Regions from separate parts of the Homo sapiens genome. Here all the other regions are linked to region 1. The links are chromatin loops, found by intact Hi-C in ENCODE. Cell type or tissue: HCT116. All regions are shown on one strand.

Region 1 (8,000 bases):
AGAGTGAGACTCTGTCTCAAACAAACAACAAACAAACAAAACCTGCTTGTAACTCCTGCTAGTCTGAGTGTATATTCAGGGCAACTTGAATTTATGTTCCTGGGCTGCAGTTCTCAAACTTGGCCCAAATAATCTCTTTACTAATATTAATTTAGCGTCAGATTTTTTTCCTTTATGTCAACAGTAATTTATGTAAAACTCTTGACACAGTGCCTGATGCATAGTAAACACTAATAAATAGTGACCGCAATTATTACTATCTGCTCCATAATATTATTTTAAGGATTAACATAGGCAGAATGCCTGACACATAATAGGTGTTGAGTGAATGCCACCCATCATATTGAAGAAAAATGATTTCGAGCTCAATGTAAAGAATATATTAATAAAAATATTATTTTTAAAATATTAAATATCTGTACATATATTAATAAATAGTTTTTGAATGAGAAAGTTTACTGGCAATAACTTTTTCAAAAGCTTTGAGAATGTGTCTTACCTATTGCTATTTTTAACCCCCTATAACTACATCTTATGCTAACTAGAAGTACATACTTTGATTTCCCTGGCCTTCATACTCTGCAAGATAAAATCAGGAAAAATAACCATTAAACCTCTGGAAAAACACATGACATATGACACTGGCCATTAAATCATCAATATATTTGACTGAATGGAATTTTTTATTTTGTCTACATCTAGTGGCAGAAAAACATGAAAAGCAAAATTATAGATGGGGCTGTGGTGACGGCAGGTTCAGACACTCATGCTTCTAGACATATGTATTAGTCCATTCTTGCAATGCTAGAAATACCTAAGACTGAGTAATTTATAAAAAAAGAAGTTTAATTGGCTAATGGTTCTGCAGGCTGTACAGGAAGCATAGCAGCATCTGCTTCTGGTGAGGCCTCAGGAAGCTTCCAGTCATAGTGGAAGGCAAAGGAGGAGCAGGCACATCCCATGGCTAAAGCAAGAGCAAGAGAGCGAGGAGGGAGGTGCCACACACTTTAAAGTGACCAAATTTCATGAGAACTCACTTACTATCATGAGGACAGTACCAAGAAGATGGTGCTAAACCATTCATGAGAAATCTGTTCCCCGATCCAATCACCTCCCACCAGGCCCCACCACCACCAATGGGGATTACATTTCAATGTGAGATTTGGTGGGGACACAGATCCAAACCATATCAACATATTCCAGAAAAGCATGAAAATGAATCAGGCTTCTAGGGTATTGTCCTAGGTCCTCCTCCTGGTTCAACTTTCAGGTGTAACAATAGAGAATGCATTCTTCTTCCTAATAAGCGCAAGCCTTGAGGCCCATCCTCTCATGATGGAGCTGCATTAAAGACCTCCCCTGAACCTGGCTTCATTGCATCCACAGTCTCCTCTCCTACTTGATAATTCCCAGCAGCATAAATACATATTGATCTCTCAGTTTGCAGTGCACACACTTACAGACACTCATACACACAGTGGCCTCTTAATTCCCTATCTTCCTCTAGCTATTGCTTCATTTCTCTACTCCCTAGCAGAAGAAAACTTTTGGGAAGAACTGTCTAGGAACACGGCCTCTACCACCTCAGCAAACATCTTCTCTTTAGCCCACTCCAGTCTGTCTTCTGCCATCAACACTGAAATAAAATCACTTTTGTCATCTTGCAGATGAATTCCAATTGCCACAATCATTGGGTACTTTCCTATCCTCATCTTCACCTCCCAGCAGCATTTGACAGGATGGCTGGTTTCCTCTTCTTGAAATGCTCTCCCTCTTGGAATCTGTGGCGTGACAGTCTAATGTCCTCCTCGACAGGCTACCCCTCTCCTCGGGGCTCAGTTTCGGGTTCTCTTCTTTCATAAGTACTTGCTGTGGATAATCTCATTCATTTTAATGGCTTTAAATACACTCCATCTGCTGACTGCTTCCAAATTTACATACTCACATATCCATTAGCCTGCTTGCCATCTCAGTTTCGATGTCCAATAAGTATTTCAAATGTAGCTTCTCGAAAATGGGTATCTTGAGTTTCCTGCATAATCTGCCTTCACCTCTCACAGGCTCCCTAATCACATCCTCTCTGTTACTCAAGCTAGAAACCTGGGAATTATCCTGTTTTCCCCTCTCCTGCATTTCTACAACCAAGTCCTCACCAATTCCACTTCTGAAATATGTATCTCTATTTCCTCTAGTTCTTTCTGTCCTTGGCCACCATTCTGATTTGGGCTACATCATCTTCAGCCTGGATTTCTTCCAGAGACCCTTAGCCTGTCTCCCTAGATCCCTTCTTGCCCCTTCCCAGCACATTCTCCTTACACTGGCATCCCTTCCTGTCATTCCAAACTGAATGCCACTTGGGACTCAGGATATGTTATGGGGGTAGAGTCAAAGGAGTTGCTTATGTGGGATGAGAAGGGAGAAATCAAGAATGAGTAGGATTTTGCTGGAGCAATTTGATTTGTGTCAAGGTGGGAAAGTTTGGATGAGGTACAAGTTTGGCTAGTGGGGTAAGGGATAGGGGTGATCAGCAGTTCCGTTTTCAATATGCTAACCCCGAAATGTCCATTAGTCAATCAGAGGTAGTCTATGGTTGGAGAAATGTTAGACATATTTGTTGAATGAATAAGCGAACCAAGCTAGGCTATCAGAGAAGCAAATTTACAGGGAGAGATTTGGAAAAGTTGTTAGGCTATGATCTACTGAGACTTATGTGACGTTCTAATGGAAATCTCGTATTATTTGGAAACATGGGTCTGGAGATTAATAGAAAAATGAGACCTAGATACACAGACCTGAGGGTCATCACTGCATATTTAAATTATGGAAGAAAATAAGATGGCTCACTGAGACTTCTAGAAAATTAAAATATTTTCATGTCACATTTTTTATTCAAAAAAGTTAGTGTTATTGAGTCTGATAGAGGAAAATATTGAGCATCGTCCCTGGCTTCTACCCACTGGAAGGCAGTAGCTCTCATCATCCCTCACCCCCCTACCCCAGCGTGACAACCAAAAATGTCTGTAGGCATTGCCAAATGTCCTCTGGGGTGGGAAGGGGATCATCCCTGGTTGAGAACTACTGATTAGAAGAATGTCAATGAGAAAATCAGTAGTTCTTTTTAGTTACCGAAATGTAATATTGGGGAATATTGGAAAAGAGTTTTTATCCTGAAAGATGCTCTTGGAAAGGATTTTAGAATTAAGCTGGCTGCATGTACCCAAGGATGTAGGGTTGGAAAAGAAGAGGATCAAGGAGGGAACACTGGCGAGAGCAAACTGACCCAGGGCGGAGGGAGAGAAGCCCTGGACACAGTGATAGGGAGGCTCAGTTTTGTTGGCAGCCTCTAGCTTTCACTCAGCGTTGCAGACAGCCTTTTCTCCCCCTGCAGTAATCCTGTCTGCTAGCCACAGGCTGATGGCTTTGGCAGAAACAGACAATGTCCCCAGCATTGCTGTACCTGATGGTTTATTATTTCATTTGAGAATTTCAGTGCAATTCACCTGCTGCCCCCTAGTGGAGCGGCTTGCTGATGCCTAGTAAACTGTAGCAGTTCCTCATGTGAGTTTAAAGGCTGAAACTGTAAAGCTGGCTCTGAGCTTGAACACCAGGGTCCAGAGACTGGAACTCGTTAACCCTCTAGCTTTCTTCCTGTCCTACCTCCAAATTGCATGCCTAATGCTTACTAGCGACTCCACAAACGTGGAGGAGGTGAGTGCACAGACCGTCACCGGGGCCAGCAGAGGAACACAGGGGCAGGGTAACACGAAGGTTGGAAGTAAGGTAAAGAGTAGCCCAGGGACATTCCACTGAGCACCAGGGAATATCTCTCTATTTGCCTTAGCTGTTGCTGTTCTGGATGCCCTTTGTGGAAAAAACGAGAGGACAGCAGCTGGAAGCGACACCATCCTGTTTCAAAGGCAAGATGGAAATGTTATTCACTAATCTAGACCATGGAATGACACTGCTCCCTAAAAATTGCAGTTGAAGACAGAGCATCTATGTTTGTGTATTTGCCAGAAAAACACTAATCGTAGCAGAATTCCTTAGCACAGATTTAGAAATATTGAGGGGCAAATCCTGCCCCTGAAACATAATTGCATATGGGAGGGTGGAGGCAGGTGTAGAAAACAGTTATCTGAGGAGAGTGGGAGGGCAATCCCCGTATCATGAATGTTACAAAGGCCCCTACTCATTGAACCTCTTTAAATAATAAATTTTTAACTTAAAAGTCACACTACACAAATTATGAAAAAATCGTATTTTTAAAAGATCACAATTTATTTACATTAGGGTCATCCATAGTGCACCAAAACTATTTTTGGTTTCCCAAGAAAAAATATGTATGCATAAATCTTCATGTTAAATGGCCAGATTCTAAGTATATAATGAGGGTAGAATCAATGGGATTTTTGGATTTGCTCGCAGGTTGGATGTGAAAGGGAGAAAAGGTGGGATGTCAGAGTCAAGAATGACTCCTTCCAAAATAACCTAGTAAGATGTCTCAACATCTTCATGTTGTAGGGAATGAGTAGGGACAAGGGAATTAATTTCTAATTCAAAACCTGAATCAGTTACATAATTGGTTTAATTCCAACTCATAATGATTTTCTGCCATAGTAAAAACTGGAGGCATGAAGTGATAAAATGTATTATAAAGAAAACTTTGATGGGACAACCCCTTCGTAAAAGTGAAAGTACTCTCCTTTATGACATGGTTTTCTGACATGGACTAGATATCTGGTTTTGCTATCTAATAATTGCCTAATTTGGGATGCATTTTATAATAAGTTTCTCCATTCATGAATTGAAAACAGAAAACAGTCACTCTGCCCACGTACTCTCACTAGGTTACCTGCATATAGAGCCTCTGTCTTAGCTCAAGCTCCTGTTAAGAAATTAACAAACAGCGTTTCTTCAACGATTCATCTCTCACAGTTCTGGAAGGTGGAAAGTCCCAGATCAAGGTGCTGGCAGATTTGGTTCTGGTGAAGACCTGCTTCCTGATTTGTAGTCAGCCTTCTCCTTGGAGCCTCACATGGCAGAGGGCAGAGAGAACACTCTTGCGTCTCTTCTTATAAGAGCATCAGCCTTATTCATAAGGGGTATACCTTTATTCCCTAATTACCACTCAAAGGCCTCACTTTCTAATACCATCACATTGGAGGTTAAGCTTTCAACATAAGAATGTTTTTTTCTCACATCTGTAGCAGCCAGATCAATACATGAATACATTCAGTCTGTACTATCAAAGGACAATTTGTTACCTGGAGATACACTTTGCAACCTATTAGTCAACTGAGGATACTGAGTAGGCAGTTGAATATATTCATCCCCAGTGTTCATGAACCACTGATTCCACCTCAAGTCTATCTTTGACACACAGCATTGTATGACTTCTCAGGGTTAAAAATAATTATCTGTAGAGGTTTGTCTAAATAATATGCAGATAACCAATTCCTCTGGAATTTCAACTTTTTAATGCTTAGATCAAGCCCAGCCTTGAAAGAGCTATTTGCTGGGATTCTAACACTTTGGAAGTTTTAAAAATTTTTTACTGAATTGCACTTCAACGTAACATTGGCCTATACCATACCCAATGAAATTGGTGATTTTACCTCTAGGAATGTTAACATAGATTGCGCCATTATACAATTTTCATTATGAAGCCCCAGGCCTTAGTACACTTCAGGCCTTAGTACCAAGATAGTGATGCATCTTCTAGATTATCTGTCTTACTTTGTGAAGACTGATCCATGCAAGTGAATCTTCTTTCTTTCCAAAGAAAAAAATGTTCAGCCTGTAATTCTGGCACTTTGGAAGGCCAAGGTGGGCAGATCACCTGAGGTCGGGACTAAAAATACAAAAATTAGCTGGGCATGGTAGCCGGTGCCTGTAATCCCAGCTATTTGGGAAACTGAGAACAAGAGACTTGCTTGAACCTGGGAGGTGAAGGTTGCAGAGAGCCGAGGTAGTGCCACTGCACTCCAGCCTGGGCGACAGAGTGAAACTTCGTCTCAAAAAAAAAAAGAAAAAAAGAAAAAAAATGTTGAGTCAAATATGCTGCCTAATATAGTATGTGTTCAGGTTACTGCAGCATGTATTTTTGCTGTAAATACTTCCCTGGGCTTTATCTTGTCTACCGATGTTACCTTTAACTATAATTCCCTAAGTTGCTTATCATTATGTGTTTTAAATAGCTACCTCACTTTTTTCATTTTGAATGAGGCAAGAAACAAAATAGCAAACCTTGGGCTCAAGGTGGACACAGGAATGAGAGAGGTAGAAGAAAATAAGAAATTAACTGTAGAAAGTTAAGTTAAAGGCCAGGCACACTGGCTCATGCCTGTAATCCCAGCACTTTGGGAGGCTGAGGAAGGTGGGATCGCCCGAGGTCAGGAGTTTGAGACCACCCTGGCCAACATGGTGAAACCCTGTCTCTACTAAAAATACAAATATTAGCTAGGCGTGGTGCCAGGCGCCTATAATCTCAGCTACTTGGGAGACTAAGACAGGAGAATCTCTTGAACCCAGGAGACGGAGGTTGCAGTGAAGCTGAGATCAGGCTATTGCACTCCAGCCTGGGCGACAAGAGCGAAACTCCATCTCAAAAAAAAAAAAAAAGAAAGTTAAGTTAAAGAGCCTATTGCCTATTGTTACAATGAGATAAAATTGATAAAACGTGAAATAAACTAAAAGGACATATTAAAAGAAAAATGCAAAGAACATTCGTATCACATTTTCAGTGTGCTATGGAATCTGCTCACATCTTTACTAATAATCTCTTCCAAAACATAGGCTATCTCATATATTCTGAATATGATTTTGATTTAATGTAAAATGTAAAGAAGTACTTCTATCACCTAAGTAAATTAGTATGTTTCATAAAAGTAATTTCCTCCAAAAGCAATTTTAATTTGCTAAGAGAAAAATAAGAACAAAAACCATTCTTACTGCCACACCTACCATCTTAAAAAACAATACCAAAAATGCAAATAATAACCTATTTCCATGTGTTACTTAAATGGAGTTATCTGTGTTAAGTATTCTTGTCTAAGAAAAGGCACTGGCAAACAAAACCAAAGCCAAAACACAGAATTTTTGCTATGAATTTTAAATTTTTTATTTTTGTTCTGGAAATTTTATGTTTACTTAAAACCTTGTATATAATAGAAACATAATCCATTGAGCCTTTGGATAAACAAAATTTTCGGAGTTTACTCATAATATATTCTTCAAATTATCCCACACAAAACTGCTTAGAAAGAATGTGTTAAACTATACTGATGATTTAAAAACAAGCACAACAACATAAAGAATCTTCCTCTATTTCAGGAGAAATGATTTACTGTGAAGTTACCCTTTTAACATCTTTGGTGTCAATTCTGGGTGAACCAGGATGGTCGCTTTCTGTCTCGTTCAATGATCCTCTTGCCCTGATCTTGTTCAGACGGTGTCTCTCCCGTGTACAGCACCACAGTCTCTATGGTGGGAGCCTTAAAAGGGCCCCCTTCTTGCTTCCCTATCTGTCGTCTGATTTCTGCAGTCTCCTTGCACACCTTTTCATAGCAGTAGGCACAAAGGACATGTTTCTGTTTCAGGTGACCACATTCAGGACAAACGTCTATGTTGTTCTTTAAAACAATAAACAAAAACGTATTTTAACATGAGGCAATATAACGAACAAATAACCACTGACAGGAGCAATGCTTACATTTTAACTTTCTTAGGATGTTCAGGCTACATGAGGTCATCATACACCATCTAGTTCCACCTCACTTTAACAGGAAGACTGAAGACAAGCAACACTGAGTTTGAATTAGAGAAAAACTAGAACTAGAATTCAGCCAACCTGAATCTGGTATCTTTACTTAAACACAGCAGTTGTAGTTATGTAAAAAAGAAAAAAGAAATACTCATTTCCCCTAACTCCAAATACTAAATATCAAATAAGGAATTTGTCAACATAATGAAGTGACCCAAACAATCAGCATCTTAAATAA
Region 2 (8,000 bases), 760 kb before region 1:
CCAACAATAATAATAAAAAAGGACAAAGAAGGGCATTACATAGTGGATGATAAAAGATTCAATTCAACTAGAAGATTTAATGATCCTAAATATATATGCACCCAACACTAGAGCACCCAGATTCATAAAACAAATTCTTAGAGACCTGCAAAGAAACTTAGATGACCACACAACAATAGTGGGAGACTTCAATACCCTGCTGACAGTGTTAGAGCATCAATGCAGAAAACTAATAAAGATATTTGGGACCAAAACTTGACACTTGACCAAATGGACCTAACAGACATCTACAGAATACTTCACCCAACAAAAACAGAATATACATTCTTCTAATTTATACATGGTACCTATGCTAATATTGACCACATGCTTGGCCATAAAGCAATTCTAAAACAGACAAAAACCGAAATCATGCTAACCACACTGTCAGACCACAGTGCAATAAAAATAGAACTCAATACCAAGAAGATCCCCAAACCATACAATTACATGGAAATTAAACAGCCTGTTCCTGAATGACTTTTGGGTAAAGAATGAAATTAAGGCAGAAAAATATTTGAAACTAATGAAAACAAAGACACAACATACTAGAATCCTTGGGACACAACTAAAGGTTAAGAGGAAAGTTTATAGTGCTAAATGCCTACATCAAGAACTTAGAAAGATCTAAAATTAATGACCCAACACCACACCTAGAGGAACTCTAGAAAAACAAGAGCAAACCAACCTCAAAACTAGCAGAAGAAAAGCGATAACCAAAATCAGAGCTGAACTGATTGAGACATGAAAATCCATACAAAAGACCAACGAAACCAAAAGTTGGTTCTTTGAAAGAATAAATAAGATTGATAGATTGCTAGCTAGTTTGATAAAGAGAAAATCCAAATAAACACAATCAGATACGACAAAGGTGACGTTACCACCAACCCCACAGAAACACAAAAACCCTCAGAGACTATTATGAACACCCCTATGTAGAGAAACTAGAAAACCTAGAATAAATGGATAAATTTCTGGAAACATACAACCCCCCAAGATTGAACCCAAAAATGGCTAAAGCAATCCTAAGCAGAAAGAACAAAGTTGGAGGCATCATATTATCCGACTTCAAACTATGCTACAAGGCTACAGTAACCAAAACAGCATAGTACCAGTAGAAAGACAGACACATAGACCAATGGAACAGAATAGAGAGCCTGGAAATAAAGCTGCATACCTACAATCATCTGATCTTCAACAACGTTGACAACAGTAAGCAATGGGGAAAAGAGTCCCCTATTCAATAGATAGTGCTGGAATAACTGGCTCGCCATATACAGAGCAATGAAACTGGACCCCTGCCTTTCATCATATACAAAAATTAAGATGGATTAAAGACTTAAATGTAAAATCTAAAACTATAAAAACTTTAGAAGAATACCTAGGACAGTTATGTCGTAGGTTTTGTCATAGGTCCAACATTCTGGACATAGGCCTTGGCAAAGATTTCTTGACAGTTTTCCAAAGCAATTGCAACAAAACAAAAATAGATAAGCGAGACCTAAAAGTAAGGAGCTTCTGCACAGTGAAAGAAACTATCAACAGAGTAAACAGATACCCTACAGAGTGGGAGAAAATATTTGCAAACTATTCATCTGACAATGATCTAATATCCAGAATCTATAAGGAACTTAAGCAAACTTACAAGCAGAAAACAACCCCATTAAAGAGTGGGCAGGGGACATGAACAGACACTTTAAAAGAAGACATATATATGGCCAACAAACATGAAAAAATGCTCACTATCACTAATTATTAGAGAAATGCAAATGAAAACTACAATGAGATACTATCTCACACCAGTCAGAGTGGCTATTAACAACTCAATAACAGATGCTGGCAAGGTTGCAGAGAAAAGGGAATGCATATACACTGCTGGTGGGAGTTAAATTTGTTCAACCATTATGGAAAGCAGTTGTGACTATTCCTCAACTAAAAACAGAACTACCAATCTCATTACTGAACCCCAAAGGAATGTAAATTGTTCTACCAAGAAGACACATACATTTGTACATTTATTGCAGCACTATTCACAATAGCAAAGATATGGGCACCCAGGTGCCCATCAGTGGTGGACTGGATAAATAAAATTTGGTACATACACACCATGGAATACTGTGTGGCCATAAAAAAGAGCAGAATCATGTCCTTTACAGCAACATGAATGCAGCTGGAGGCCATTATCCTAAGCAAATTAACACAGGAATAGAAAACCAAATACCACACATTCTCACTTATAAGTGAGAGCTAAACAGTGAATGCATGAAGACACGAAGGGGAACAACAGACACTGGGGCTGTTGATGGAGGATTTGAGGATGGAGAGTGGGAGGAGGGTGAGGGTTGAAAAAACTACCTATTGGGTACTATGCTTACTACCTGGGAAATGAAATCATTTGTTCACCAAACCCCAGTGACATGCAGTATACCCATGTAAAAAATCTGCACATATACCACAGACCTAAAAAGTTCAAAAAGATTTTAAAAAGTAAAAAAGATAATTTTGTGACAAGGAGGTATTTCAACTTTGTTATGAAAAAGAATCTTCAAAATATATTGCTGTAAGTTTTAACAAAAACTTTTTGGTTTTGTTTATAGCTTGCTTGCTTTTGTAGGAGGGAAAGCAGGTGAGATAGGCAGGATTTACCAGCATAAGCTTATTACTACTGTTGGCAAAATGCTTTGTTTATGGCATCATTGCTGTGAGTCGAGGGAAGTCTTCTGTGCTTCCAGTAACAGCCTGAGATGTACCTACTTCTTTACAGAGCACCTAGTAGGGAGGTGTTTGTTTTGGGTGCTGTGGCCAGTGTTGCTATGGCTTCATTTTCTTAACTCACTACACTTGTAAACTATAAACAACATTTGCCAGTTTGTTTTTTCTTTAAAATAGGACTATTGTAAGAAAATGCAGAAAGGTTAGTGTGAGCATTGAATATTAAAGTAGCTATTTAGGTACCTTACTCTAACACACACACACACACACACACACACACGTATATATACACGTATATATGTGTACATATATATACGTGTATGTATATATATATATATATATCTGCCTACATTTTTATAAAAGCTGATTAGGGCATCTTTGTCAGTTTTTTTCTGTGATGGTAACGTATTTGAAATCTCAGGCCGGAATGAGTCAGAATATGGGTCTAGAAGAATTTTCTATGAGACAAATCAGACTACTTTCAGAGGCTTTCTTTTTTTGTTCTTTTGTTATAGAAAATTTTATGTATATACAGATTTAAAGAGCCTGTTAGATAGGTAGTGGATACCCATGTTAGCTATCATCTGTATTCAACAGCTATCAAAAGCATTAATTTGTACCGATGTTGAAATATTATTACTGATCGAGGTTTTTCCATACGTATGATTGTGGTCCATATTTTTTCTCCAACTTAAAAAATAGATTTGCCACTAGATGGTGCTAAATATTAAGAGGCCAATTTGGACAAGCTCCATTAAAGCCATTGAGCATCCTGGATTTGCTGGTACAGTCTTGATTTTTGTTTTTTTGCCGTATGAATACTTGGACTTCATGTTTTTATTTTTTAACGAGGACACTAAAGAGGTTGAAGTTAAGTCTTCACTTGTCCTTAGAGTGCTTACAAAGCGATGATAAAGATATATGTATACTTAATAGCTACTAGATGAAAAGTCAAAGGACAAACCAAAATCATACCTAAAATAATCCCAAGCCCTTGCATTTGTGTATCTGACTTTTTTTGTAAGACTGACTCTAATCATGCCTCAAGAATTCCGCACCTCCTGCTTAATTTCTCTTTCAACATATTTCTCAAGTGCCTTTGGCCATAACTTCTAAGATAGCTCTAGTTCTGAAATGATACTGTTGATGATATGCTAATTAGGTATTGGGATGTTGACAGCATTCTAAATATGCTTAGTGTCACTTTGAAGCCATCAAATAAGCTTCTGTGTAGGACATATTGAAACAAAACATTCTCTATCACAATTGTTTTACATTTGCTTCTCATGTCTGCGTGACAGTTTTGCTGTCTGTGTTAGAGAGTCAAGTGGAAATCTAATCTTTCAAGACTGGAAACTGTACTAGGAGCAAATATAAAACATACCTTTGCTAATTAGTACTTAAAACATCTTCACTTTTTAAAAAAAACAAATAGTAGGTTGGCTCTGCAAATCCCACAGTTCACTTTAAACAGACATAATTAACTCTGTAATTAATAAAGTGAATAAGAACTTCTAATTAAATCATAATAACTACCTTGGTTACAGCCAGAAAGATGCATGAATTTCTCCTCTCAAGGAGTTATGAACTAGGTACTTCTTGTTGCTGTGCTCTCTGTAAAATTCACTAACTGAGGGGTATATGTGTTTTTTTTCTGGATTTAATCCAGAAAAAGTGTATTGGAGTGCAGGGTTCATTTTTAAGGGTGTGTTCTTTTACGAGTGTCTCAATTAATGTCTTTACCTCCCACTCCTGTAATTTGGTGAAGGCAGTCAAGATATAATTGTAGCTTTCCTAACCCACGCTGTTCTGAGTTTTCCCAAGCCCTAGATGTCACTTCAGTGCTAAAATAAAGTACTGAGAAATGTAAAACTTTCTGGTTGACAATTGCAAGAATATTTATGCTAATATAAGATGGTGGCAGTGAGGGCTTGTGATTTTCAAATGTTCACTTTTCAGAATGGATTTATCAGCCTTTATGCAGATGGATAATTTGTGTGGTGGAAAAATGTGTGCTTGATGGTGTAACCTTCAAGCCGTATCTAATTGTTAAATGATTTAATCAGTGAGAACTGATAATGGACTTTTAAAACATATTCTAGCTTAGCTTAGTGTCCTTTAAAACTGGGAACCAAAGATCATGTGTAAGTATGGTATGCTATTTATGATTCACATCTCACAGCCACTAACAATTTATACAAATGATTAGCATAATAAGGTTGTCAGAGCTAGTTGGCTGGCGTCACTGTTGGCTCATGGCAGCCTACTGCATCAACTCTAAACCTTTACTATGGTTATGTATAGGAGGCTTTGCATTGCCTTTTGTCCTATGAGTCTCAAAGGTATTATATAAATATTAGTGGATGACAAGTTTTCAATATCTGTGTTGAATTATAACGAGGAAACCTTGAATTACAACAAGGAAACCATGGCATTGAGAGGTTTGTCATTTATACCAATGAGCTGGTCTTATACCTCTGCATCTGTAAATTGTGTATCAGTTTTCACATTTGAGATTTAAAAAAGGTAGACTTGCCTGTAAGAACAAGTTGGTTAGCAAGCAGTGAGTTCCTGGAAAAAAAAGCGTTTTAAGTTGGTTGTATTGACACCACTGAAATTAATTATCACTGAAATTAACCTTTCTGATTTACCTACTGGCTAAACGTTTGTTTTTCATATTGTCTATGATGCCATAAATGTGTTTTGACTTTGCAAAGTCAGTTTTTCTATAGGTTATGCTTTAATGTTTCTGGACTTTCATCCTGTATTAATCTAATTAATAAGTGATCTTGGTAATTTTTCTACTGATTTGAGCTAACATAGGCGCTTTCTGGTTTTGGTAAAATGTCTGAGAATGCAGAAGAGATTATCCTTCTCTTGCTGTGATTCGGAAACTCATGTCCCTAAATGAAAGAGCTGCTATCTACCTTTATATTAGTCATCCGTGGCAACTGGTGATTTTAGATGCTCACATGAGTCTTGGTGCCTTTTGCTGTGGTGTGTCTGCTTCAGATTGCATTTCCATTTCACAGCCCTTGCGTAGGGCAGTGCATTTATGTGGGAATGTTTACAGATGATTAATATTTAAATAGAAATGTGCCATGGAAGGACTTTTTAAGGAAAAGAAGCTGAGATGGAATACTGAGTGTGAGGGCAGCCAAATCTTTTCTTGTGGAATTCCAGAATTTTCAGGAAAGCCCTGACAGCTTTACCATTCATTTCAATTAGAAGAAGCTGGCAATTGTCATTTATGAAGTTTGGAAAGAAATTTTAATCAAATAAGTTTCCAGCTGGGTGCGGTGGCTCATACCTTAATCCAGCACTTTGGGAAGCCGAGGCAGGCGGATCACTTGAGGTCAGGAGTTTGAGACCAGCCTGGCCAACATGATGAAACCCTGTCTAATACAAAAATTAGCTGGGAATGGTGACACATGCCCCTGTAGTCCCAGCTACTCGGGAGGCTGAGACAGGAGAATCACTTGAACCAGGGAGGCAGAGGTTGCAGTGAGTCGAGATCATGCCACTGCACTCCAGCCTGGGCCACACAGTGAGATTCTGTCTCAAAAATAAATAAGTTTCCATGTGATATAATATGCTTAATTAAAATTATGAATATGTTAAGCATACAGAAGAATTTAGAGAATAACATAACAAATACCCATGTACCTATCATTTACTGATATCAGATTCTTATATTTTTACATATTTGCCAGGCTTTTCTTTTTTTTATTTGTTTTTTGTTTTTTGTTTTTTGAGATGGAGTCTCTGTCGCCAGGCTGGAGTGCAGTGGCATGATCTCGATTCACTGCAGCCTCTGTCTCCTGGGTTCAAGCGATTCTCCTGCCTCAGCCTCCCGAGTAGCTGGGACTACAGGCGTGTGTCACCATGCCGAGTTAATTTTTTGTATTTTTAGTAGATATGGGGTTTCACCATTTTGGCCAGGATGGTCTTGATCTCTTGACCTTGTGATCCGCCTGCCTTGGCTTCCCAAAGTGCTGGGATTACAGGTATGAGCCACTGTGCCCAGCCAGGCTTTTCTTTTTTGTAAAGAAAGAAAACAAAATGGATACAGTTGAAGCACCCTGTGTAATCTTCCCTGATTCTCTTTTTCTGTCTTCCTTCCTGCTCAGAAATAACCACTGTCTATATATATACATATATATACACACACATATGTATATATCAACATTTTTATTTTTATTTTATTATATATGGATGTAGCCTACACACACACCATCATACCTTACATATCATTCTGCAGTTTGCTTTTTATTAGTTCAGCCTTGTGATTTTGAACTACAGTCATGTTGATATTTGTAGTTTGGTCATTCATTTTAGGTGCTGTGTAGTATTCCATTGTATGCTTCTATTATAGTTTATACATTTCCTGATGATAGTCAAGTTTCTGGTTAATTTGCTTTTATAGACAATGGCAGTGAATATCTGATATGGTTTGGTTCTGTGTCCCTACCCAAATCTCACCTTGAATTATAATATTCCGCATATGTCAATGGCGGGGCCAGGTGGAGATAATTGAATCATTGGGGGCGGTTCCCCCCATACTGTTCTCGTGATAGTGTGAATTCTCACAAGATCTGATGGTTTTATAAGCATCTGGCATTTCCCCTGCTGGTTCATTTTCTCTTTGCCTCTTTACCGTTCATTTCAATTAGAAGAAACTGGCGATTGTTATTTATGAAGTTTGGAAAGAAATTTTAATCAAGTAAGTTTCTGGCCGGGTGCGGTGGCTCATACCTTAATCCCAGCACTCTGGGAAGCCAAGGCAGGCTTCCATGTGAGATGTGACTTGCTCTTCCTTGTCTTCCGCCGTGATTGTGAGGCCTCCCCAGTCCTGTGGAACTGTATGTCGATTAAACCTCTTTCTTTTGTAAATTTGCCCATTCCTCGGGTATGTCTTTATCAGCAGTGTGAAAATGGACTAATACAATATTCTTGCACAAGTTTCCTTTCGTATTTGTAAGGGAGTTGCTGTAGGCCCTGGGGTCTAGGATATATATGCAGAACTGCAATTGCTAGGCTGAAGGGTATATGCATTTTCAGTTTTACTAGTATTGCCAAATTGTTCTGTAAAGTATTTGGATTAATTTACATTCCCAGCAGTGGTATATAAAACTGTGTTCCAGATGTTGGTCACTCTTGGTTTTACCAGACTTAAATTTTTGGCATATGATTGGTATGTAATGACTTTTCATATTTCTCTAATTTGTATTTGCCGTAGTATTAATGAG
Region 3 (8,000 bases), 410 kb before region 1:
TAGTTCTATTTTTAATTTTTTGAGGAATCTGTTAGTTTTTCATAGTGGCTGTACTAATTTACATTCCCACCAGCAGTGTATGAGGGCTCCCCTTTTTCTGTGTTCTCACCAGCATTTGTTGCTCCCTGTCCTGTTTTAATTGGGGTGAATGATAACTCATTGTGGTTTTGATTTGCATTTCCCTGATGATTACTGATGTTGAGCATTTTTTTCATGCATCTGTTGGCCATTTGTCTGTCTTCTTTTAAGAAATGTCTATTCACATCTTTTAAAAGATGCTACTTAAAAATCAGATTGTTTTTTGCTCTTGAGTTGTTTACTATACCGCATACATTTTGGTATGCTGTATTTCTATTTGATTTGTTTCAAAAAATTTTAAAACTTTTTTCTTAATTTCTCCATTAGTTGTTCAGGAGCATGTAGTTTAATTTCCATGTGTTTGTGTAGTTTCTGAGATTTCTCTTGTTAATGATTTTGTTTTATTCCTTTTGTGGTCAGAGAAGATACTTGATAAGATTTCTACTTTTTTGAATTTGTTGACATTTATTTTGTGGCTTAATACATGGTCTATTCTGAAGAATGTTCCATGTGTTGATAGAAAAAATGTGTATTCTGCAGCAGTTGAGTGAAATGTTCTATAGATGTCAGTTAGGCCATGTGGTCAGTGTGTAGTTTATTTACATTTCCTTGCTGGAATGATATGGCCATTATGGAGAGTGGGGTATTGAAGTCCCCTATTATGATCATATTGTAGTGTATCTCTCATTTTAGATCTATTAATGTTTGCTTTACATATTTGGGAGCTCTGGTGTTGGGTGCATAGATATGCATAGATTTTCATAGCCGCTTGCTGAATTGACCCCTTTATCATTGTATAGTGACCTTCTTTATCTCTTTTTACAGTCTTTGATTTGTAGTCTATTTTATCTGATGTAAGCATAGGTACTCTTGCCCTTTATGGTTTCTAGTTGCATGGAATATCTTTTTCCACCTCAATACTTTCAGTCTATATGTGTCTTTATAGCTGAAGTGGGTTTCTTATAGGCAGCATATAGTTGGGTCTTGTTTCTTTATTAACTCAGCCACTCTATCCCTTTTAATTAGAGAATTGAGCATATTTATATTTGTTATTATTATTGATAAGTAAGGACTGATTACTGCCATTTTGTTGCTTGTTTTCTGTTTTTTATTTCATTTTATTTATTTTTTTAACGGAGTCTTGCTCTGTTGCCAGGCTAGAATGCAGTGGCGCAATCTTGGCTCACTGCAACCTCCGCCTCCTGTGTTCAAGTGATTCTCCTGCCTCAGCCTCCTGAGTAGCTGGGACTACAGGTGTGCGCCACCACACCCAGCTAATTTTTGTATTTTTAGTAGAGACAGGGTTTCACCATGTTGGCCAGGATGGTCTCGATCTCTTGACCTCATGATCTGCCTGCCTCAGCCTCCCAAAGTGCTGGGTTTCAGGCATGAGCTACTGTGCCTGGCCTCTGGTTGGTTTTTAACTGCTCTCTTCCTTTTTTCCATATTTCCTATCTTCCTTTGTGGTTAAGTTATTTTCTCTGGTAGTATGTTTTTTTGCTTTTTATTTTTAGTGAATCTATTATAGGTTTTGCATTTTGGTTGCCATGAGGCTTACAAAAAAATCTTATAGATGTAACAAGTTATTTTAAGGAGATGACAACTTATCTTAGATCACAAAGAATAGAAACAAAGAACAAATTTAAAAAAAAGCCTCTATAATTTAACTCCATCCTCCCAACATTTGGATTTTACATTGTCTCAATTTACATATTTTTATATTACTTATCTCTTAACAGGTTGCTAAAGGTATTACTGTTTTTGATCAATTTATCTTTTGGGCTTCCTACTAGAGATATGAATAGATTGCACACCACAATTACAGTATTAGAGTATCCTGGGTTTGTCTGCGTACTTAATTTTACTAGTGGATTTTATATCTTCAAACGTTTCCTTTTTACTCACTAGTGTTTTTTGTTTTTGTTTTTCAGATTAAATAACTCTCTTAAGCATTTCTTGTATGATGGGTCTGGTGGTAGTGAATTCTTTTAGCCTTTGTTTCTCTGGGAAATAATTTATCTCTTTTCTGTATTTGAAGGATAACTTTGCTGGATACGGAATTCCTGGGAGGCAGTTTTTTTTTTTTTCCTTTCAGCACTTGGAACATGTCATCTCACTCCCTCTTGGTCTCTATGGTTTCCATTAAGAAGTCTGCTGCCTGATGAACTGGAGTTCCTTTATATGTTCTTTGCTTTTATTCTCTTGCTGCTTTTAAGATGCCATCTTTGTCCTTGACCTTTGAAAGTTTGATTATTATATGCTGTGGGATAGCCTTATTTGAGTTGAATCTGTTTGGTGTTCTCTGATCTTTCTGTATCTGGATGGATATATACCTCTTTCTCAAGTTTTGGGAAGTGTTCTGTTATTATTTCTTTGAATAAATTTTCTCCTTGCTGTTGCTCAATTCCTTTTGAACACCAATAATTCTTAGATTTGGTCTTCTGAGGTAATTTTCTATGTCTTGTAGGTGATCTTTGTTCCTTTTTATTGTTTTTTCTTTTTTCTCCTCTGCGTATTTTCAAATAGCCTCTCTTTGAGCTCACTGATTCTTTTCTCTGTTTGATTCAGTCTGCTGTTGAGAACGTGTAATAAATTTTTCACTTCAGCAAATATATTTCTCAGTTCCAAGATTTGTTTTATTTTTAAAATTATTTCAATCTCTTTGTTAAATTTCCTTGATAAATTTCTGAATTGCTTTTTCTGTCTTATCTTGGAGATCGCTGAGTTTGTTTAAAACTGCTATTTTTCAGTTGTTAGAGAGTACACGTATTGCTGTCTCATTGGGGTCAATCACTAGTTCCTTTCTTTGCCCACTTGAGGAGGTCATGGTTTTCTGTTTGCTGTTTTTCTTGTAGATATACAGCTATGTCTTTGCATTGAAGGATTAGTTATTTATTTCAGTCTTCTCTGTCTGGCCTTTTTTTTTTTTTATTATTGGATATGTTTGTGTAGAGATTCTTTGTAATTTACCTGTTGATATCTTTCTTTTTTTTCCCCTACTATAAATAATTGCCTCCTTTTTGACACTAGATGGCACATTAAACCCAGGTTTGCCTCACTTCTAGTAAACAATCAGATTGCTGCCCATCCTGAATGGAGGAGGTCCCAAAAGGTTTATCCCAGGACTATGGAAAAACTGGCTAAGGGCTCATGCCAAGGGGATCTATGGAACAAGCTTTCCACGGCATGGTGCTGCTGAACACTCACTCTGATTTAGTGTCTCCTTTGGCTGAGCTATATCTCAGAGTTTCCAGGGGTGGTGGTCTTTCTTCCTTGCTTTGTCTATGGTTGCTCTCAGGGATAGTTCTCTCTTCAGGCACTCCCAATGCTTCTCGTGGGTTGAGGCAGGGACAAGTCTCCTCCCAGGGAACCCAAAATGATGTGGAAGCTGGTTGTCTACCTCCATTTCACTTTTTCCAGTGTATAAATCATGAGTTGGGGAAAAATTTTCCATGCACTTGGTGCCAGGTAGATTGAGGGGAGGGAGGGGCATTGTGGATATGGAAGTCTGATTCTCTTACCATCTGCTCAGAGTTTTTTTCACTGCTTTGTGGCCCTGAGAGCTGTCTTACCCTCATATTTGAGTTCTGGGATATTGCTGGTGATCATCTTGGTGCCATACAATTGTTTTAAATTTTCTGTGGGGGGAAGTGAAGCCATCTTGCCTCTATACTACCCTTTTGGAAATGGACGTCATGGTACTCTTCTGAGAAGTTGTTGGCAAAGGTTGTTTTCCTTTTTCTTAAACGAGTATTTTAATACTATGTTCCAGTGTTTAGCAACTTGATTATAAATTGATCTTCCTTTTATTTAACCTAAATATCCCTGTAATTTAAAATGATTTCCCATTCTAGCTGAAAAGGGATATTAAATCATTAACGTTTCTTCTTATTTAGGGGTGGGCTACAAATGAAAGCCATCCATAAATATTAAAACACATGCATCAATAATATATATATATTTATATTTTCAAGTTTGGGCCGGGGTGACCATGTCCTTCACGAAGTAGAGCAAAACTGAAGTTTCTACCACTATAAATATGTATATTTATACACAGATTGCAACTATAATCTTTATTTAAGGGCATGTATTCAGAGAGTACAGATTGTTTCACTTCAGTTTATTACCACTTAAAGAAAGGAGAAAATTGCTTCCCTGCCCCCCCACCTTCCTACACTGTTAAGGGATTAGTAGGCCAGCTGTAGCACTGGAGACATCAGTATGCAATGATGATAGGAGACCTGAGTAAGTAAAATGTTCAATTAAGTTTAAAAGCAATGACTTAAATTTGTCTTAACAGTTAATTAGCACTTACTATGTACCAGGGCATTAATAATATTTTCTAATTTGATCCTCACAAGAATCCTATGATGTATAGCCAATCATTATTAGCCTTCTTAAAAAAATGTGTTTAGCACAATGCTTGGCATATAATCAGACCTCAGTAAATGTCACCTGTCATTCTTATTTTACATCTAAGGAAAATGAGGTCAAAATTAAGGCCACTTACATAAGGTCACACATATGGTTCATGGCAGACCTAGGATTTAAGCAAACATTAACTCCTTTCTTGGTGATTTGTCTCTCAAAAGTTTTTAATAACTCAAGTTTGCTGACCAGCTAACAGAAGTAAACTTCCACTTTCAGTAATAATGTACTAGGTAATTCAGAGAACATCTAGAAAAGCTGTTAAAATGTAGAAATAATTCTGCCAAAAGTAGGGTTACCAAATCAAATACAGGACACCCAGTTAAAATTGAATTTCAGATAAACAAAGAATGAATTTTTAGTATAAGCAAGTTTCGATTATTGCATGGAATACACATACAATAAAAATATTATTCATTGTTTATTTTAAATTCAAATTTAATTAGATGTCCTGAAAGTTTTTTCCCCTAGATCTAGAAACCCTAGCCTGAAGGCATCAGAGACCTAGCAAGGCAGTGGAAAATAAAATAATGAGGTCAAGATACAGAACATGAAAACTCAGAGATAAGCCCAGGATTTGGGGTTGTTTCTCTAGGGGTAAGTGTGTTGATTCTAAAAGAAGCATCTGAGAGGCTGAGAAGCTGAAAAGAATATTTGACAGGTTTGCCGGGTTAAGGGGATAAAACTTAAAAATCTAAAGCCTGTCAAAAAGGAAAGCTCTGGTAATTCCCTTACGATTCAAGGTGGGACTCTGAATAATAAACGGATATACTGTTGAGAAATACACCAGCCTTAGCCCTCTGAATCATCTCAAGCCTTGAAATTCAATTGAGGTTATTCTGGATTGCTAGACATTGGTCAGAAGAAAATGTAAAACCCCTCAGGAGGAAAGTAGCATCATTCTAAGCCTCATCTGATTTCTACAAGTTTTCATTTACATTGTACTGTTCTTAATTAAAATTGACCAAGCACATGCAAAGACAAGGCAATGTAAAAAAAAAAAAAAAAAAAGAAGAAAGAAAAAAAACAGCTGACAAAGAAAAGGCAGATACATAGAATTTCCAGATATCAGAGTCATCAGATACAGGCATATGTTCCATAACAAGTAGATGTCACTCCTGGGAATCTCACCCCCATCCCCCACAGCAGCCACAGCAAGACCTGCCCTAAAAGTCTGAGCTCAGACACGTCTAGCCCTGCCCCCACCTGGTGGTCCTTCCCTACCCACCCTGGTAGTGGAAGATAAAGGGCATATAATCTTGAGAGTTCTAAGGCATCGCCCACCACTGGTCCCTCTGCATACTACTACAGCCGAAACTCTCTGGAAAGTGCCACCTCCTGGTAGGAGGCCAACCAGTACAAAAATAGAGCATTGAACAACCAAAGCCAAGGACCCCTATGGAGTCCATTGCACCCTCTGCCACCTCCACCAGAACAGGCACTGGTATTCATGGCTGAGAGACCTATAGATGGTTCACATCACAGGACTCTGTGCAGATAACCCCCAGTAACAGCCTGGAGGCAGGTAGACTCGCTGGGTGGCTAGACCCAGAAGAAAGACAACAATCACTGCAGTTTGGCTCACAGGAAGCCACACCGTAGGAAAAGGGGACAGTACTAATTCAAGGGAACACCCCAGAGGCAAAAGAATCTGAACAACAGCCTTCAGCCCTAGACCTTCCCTCTGATAGAGCCTACCCAAATGAAAAGGAACCAGAAAACACCAACCCTGGTAATATGATAAAACAAGTCTTGTCAATGCCTCCCAAAAATCACACTAGTGCACCAGCAATGGATCCAAACCAAGAAGAAATCCCTGATTTACCTGAAAAAGAATTCAGGAGGTTAGTTATTATGCTAATCAGGGAGGGACCACAGAAGGGCGAAGCCCAATGCAAGGAAATCCAAAAAATGATACAAGAAGTAAAGGGAGAAATAGTCATGGAAATAGATAGCTTAAAGAAAAAAACAATAAACAATTCAGGAAACTTTGGACACACTTTTAGAAATGTGAAATGCTCTGGAAAGTCACAGCAATAGAACTGAACAAGTAGAAGAAAGAAATTCAGAGCTTGAAGACAAGGTCTTTGAATTAACCCAATCTAACAAAGACAAAGGAAAAAGAGTAAGAAAACATGAACAAAGCCTCCAAGGAGTCTGGGATTATGTTAAATGACCAAACCTAAATATAAACGATATTCCTGAGGAAGAATAGAATTCTAAAAGCCTGGAAAACATTTGGGGGAATAATTGAGGAAAACTTCCCTGGCCTTGCAAGAGACCTAGACAGCCAAATACAAGAAGCACAAAGAACACCTGGGAAATTAACCACAAAAAGATCTTCCCCTAGGCACACTGTCATCAGGTTATCTAAAGTTAAGATGAAGGAAAGAATCTTAAGGTCTGTGAGATAGAAGCACCAGGTAAACTATAAAGGAAAACGTATCAGATTGACAGCAGATTTCTCAGCAGAAACCCTACAAGCTAGAAGGGATTGGGGCTCTATCTTCAGCCTCCTCAAACAAAACAATTATCAGCCAAGAATTTTGTATCTAGCGAAACTAAGCATCATATATGAAGGAAAGATATAGTCTCTTTCAGACAAACAAATGCTGAGAGAATTTGCCATTACCAAACCACCACTACAAGAACTGCTAAAAGGAGCTCTAAATCTTGAAACAAATCCTGAAAACACGTCAAAACAGAACCTCTTTAAAGCATAAATCACACAGGACCTATAAAACAAAAATACAATTTAAAAAGCATAAAAACAAAAACAAAGTACACAGGCAACAAAGAACATGATGAAAGCAATGGTACCTCATATTTCGATACTTACATTGAATGTAAATGGCCTAAATTCCCCACTTAAAAGATACAGAACCGCAGAATGGATAACTCACCAACCAACTATCTGCTGCCTTCAGGAGACTCAACTAACACATAAGGACTCACATAAAGTAAAGGGGTGAAAAAAGGCATTTCATGCAAATGGACACCAAAAGTGAGCAGGGGTAGCTATTATTATATAAGACAAAACAAACTTTAAAGCACCAGTGTTTAAAAGAGACAAAGAGGGACAGTATGTAAGGGTAAAAGACCTTGTCCAAAGGAAAATATCACAATCCTAAACATACATGCACCTAACACTGGAGCTCCCAAATTTATAAAACAATTACTAATAGACCTAAGAAATGATATAGACAGCAACATAATAGTAGTGGGGGAACTTCAATACTTCACTGACAGCACTAGACAGGTCATTAAGACAGGAAGTCAACAAAGAAACAATGGACTTAAACTATACCTTGGAACAAATGCACTTAACAGATAGACATAGAACATTTCATCCAACAGGCCGGGTGCAGTGGCTCACACTTGTAATCCCAGCACTTTGGGAGGCCGAGGCAGGCAGATGACTTGAGGTCAGGAGTTTGAGACCGGCCTAATCAACATGGAGAAACCCCGTCTCTACTAAAAATACAAAATTAGCC

The links. Peaks named below come from ENCODE experiments on the same cell type or tissue, not always from the same donor. Only the 100,000 strongest peaks of a DNase experiment are listed, where the experiment ranks them.
Region 2: it touches region 1 in a loop (8-fold over the local background); 8 of 110 quality-filtered maps call a loop at or near these places.
Region 3: it touches region 1 in a loop (4-fold over the local background); 3 of 110 quality-filtered maps call a loop at or near these places.

What each region holds. Positions count from the first base shown.
Region 1 is chr7:42,936,953-42,944,952 of GRCh38, reverse strand. It overlaps MRPL32 (mitochondrial ribosomal protein L32), which reads right to left. Exons shown (of 3, transcript NM_031903.3): 3 at 7,096-7,631. The coding sequence ends at 7,377. Among named protein-coding and RNA genes, the nearest start is that of MRPL32, 8.6 kb to the right of the region's middle. In HCT116, CTCF peaks have their summits at 3,493 (motif pointing left) and 3,515 (motif pointing left); a DNase peak (open chromatin) is centred at 3,532.
Region 2 is chr7:43,695,623-43,703,622 of GRCh38, reverse strand. All of the region lies in intron 1 of COA1 (cytochrome c oxidase assembly factor 1), which reads left to right. Among named protein-coding and RNA genes, the nearest start is that of COA1, 30 kb to the left of the region's middle. In HCT116, a CTCF peak has its summit at 3,467 (motif pointing right); a DNase peak (open chromatin) is centred at 3,482.
Region 3 is chr7:43,349,196-43,357,195 of GRCh38, reverse strand. The region is part of intron 5 of HECW1 (HECT, C2 and WW domain containing E3 ubiquitin protein ligase 1); the gene reads right to left. Among named protein-coding and RNA genes, the nearest start is that of LUARIS, 170 kb to the left of the region's middle. In HCT116, a CTCF peak has its summit at 3,104 (motif pointing right); a DNase peak (open chromatin) is centred at 3,155.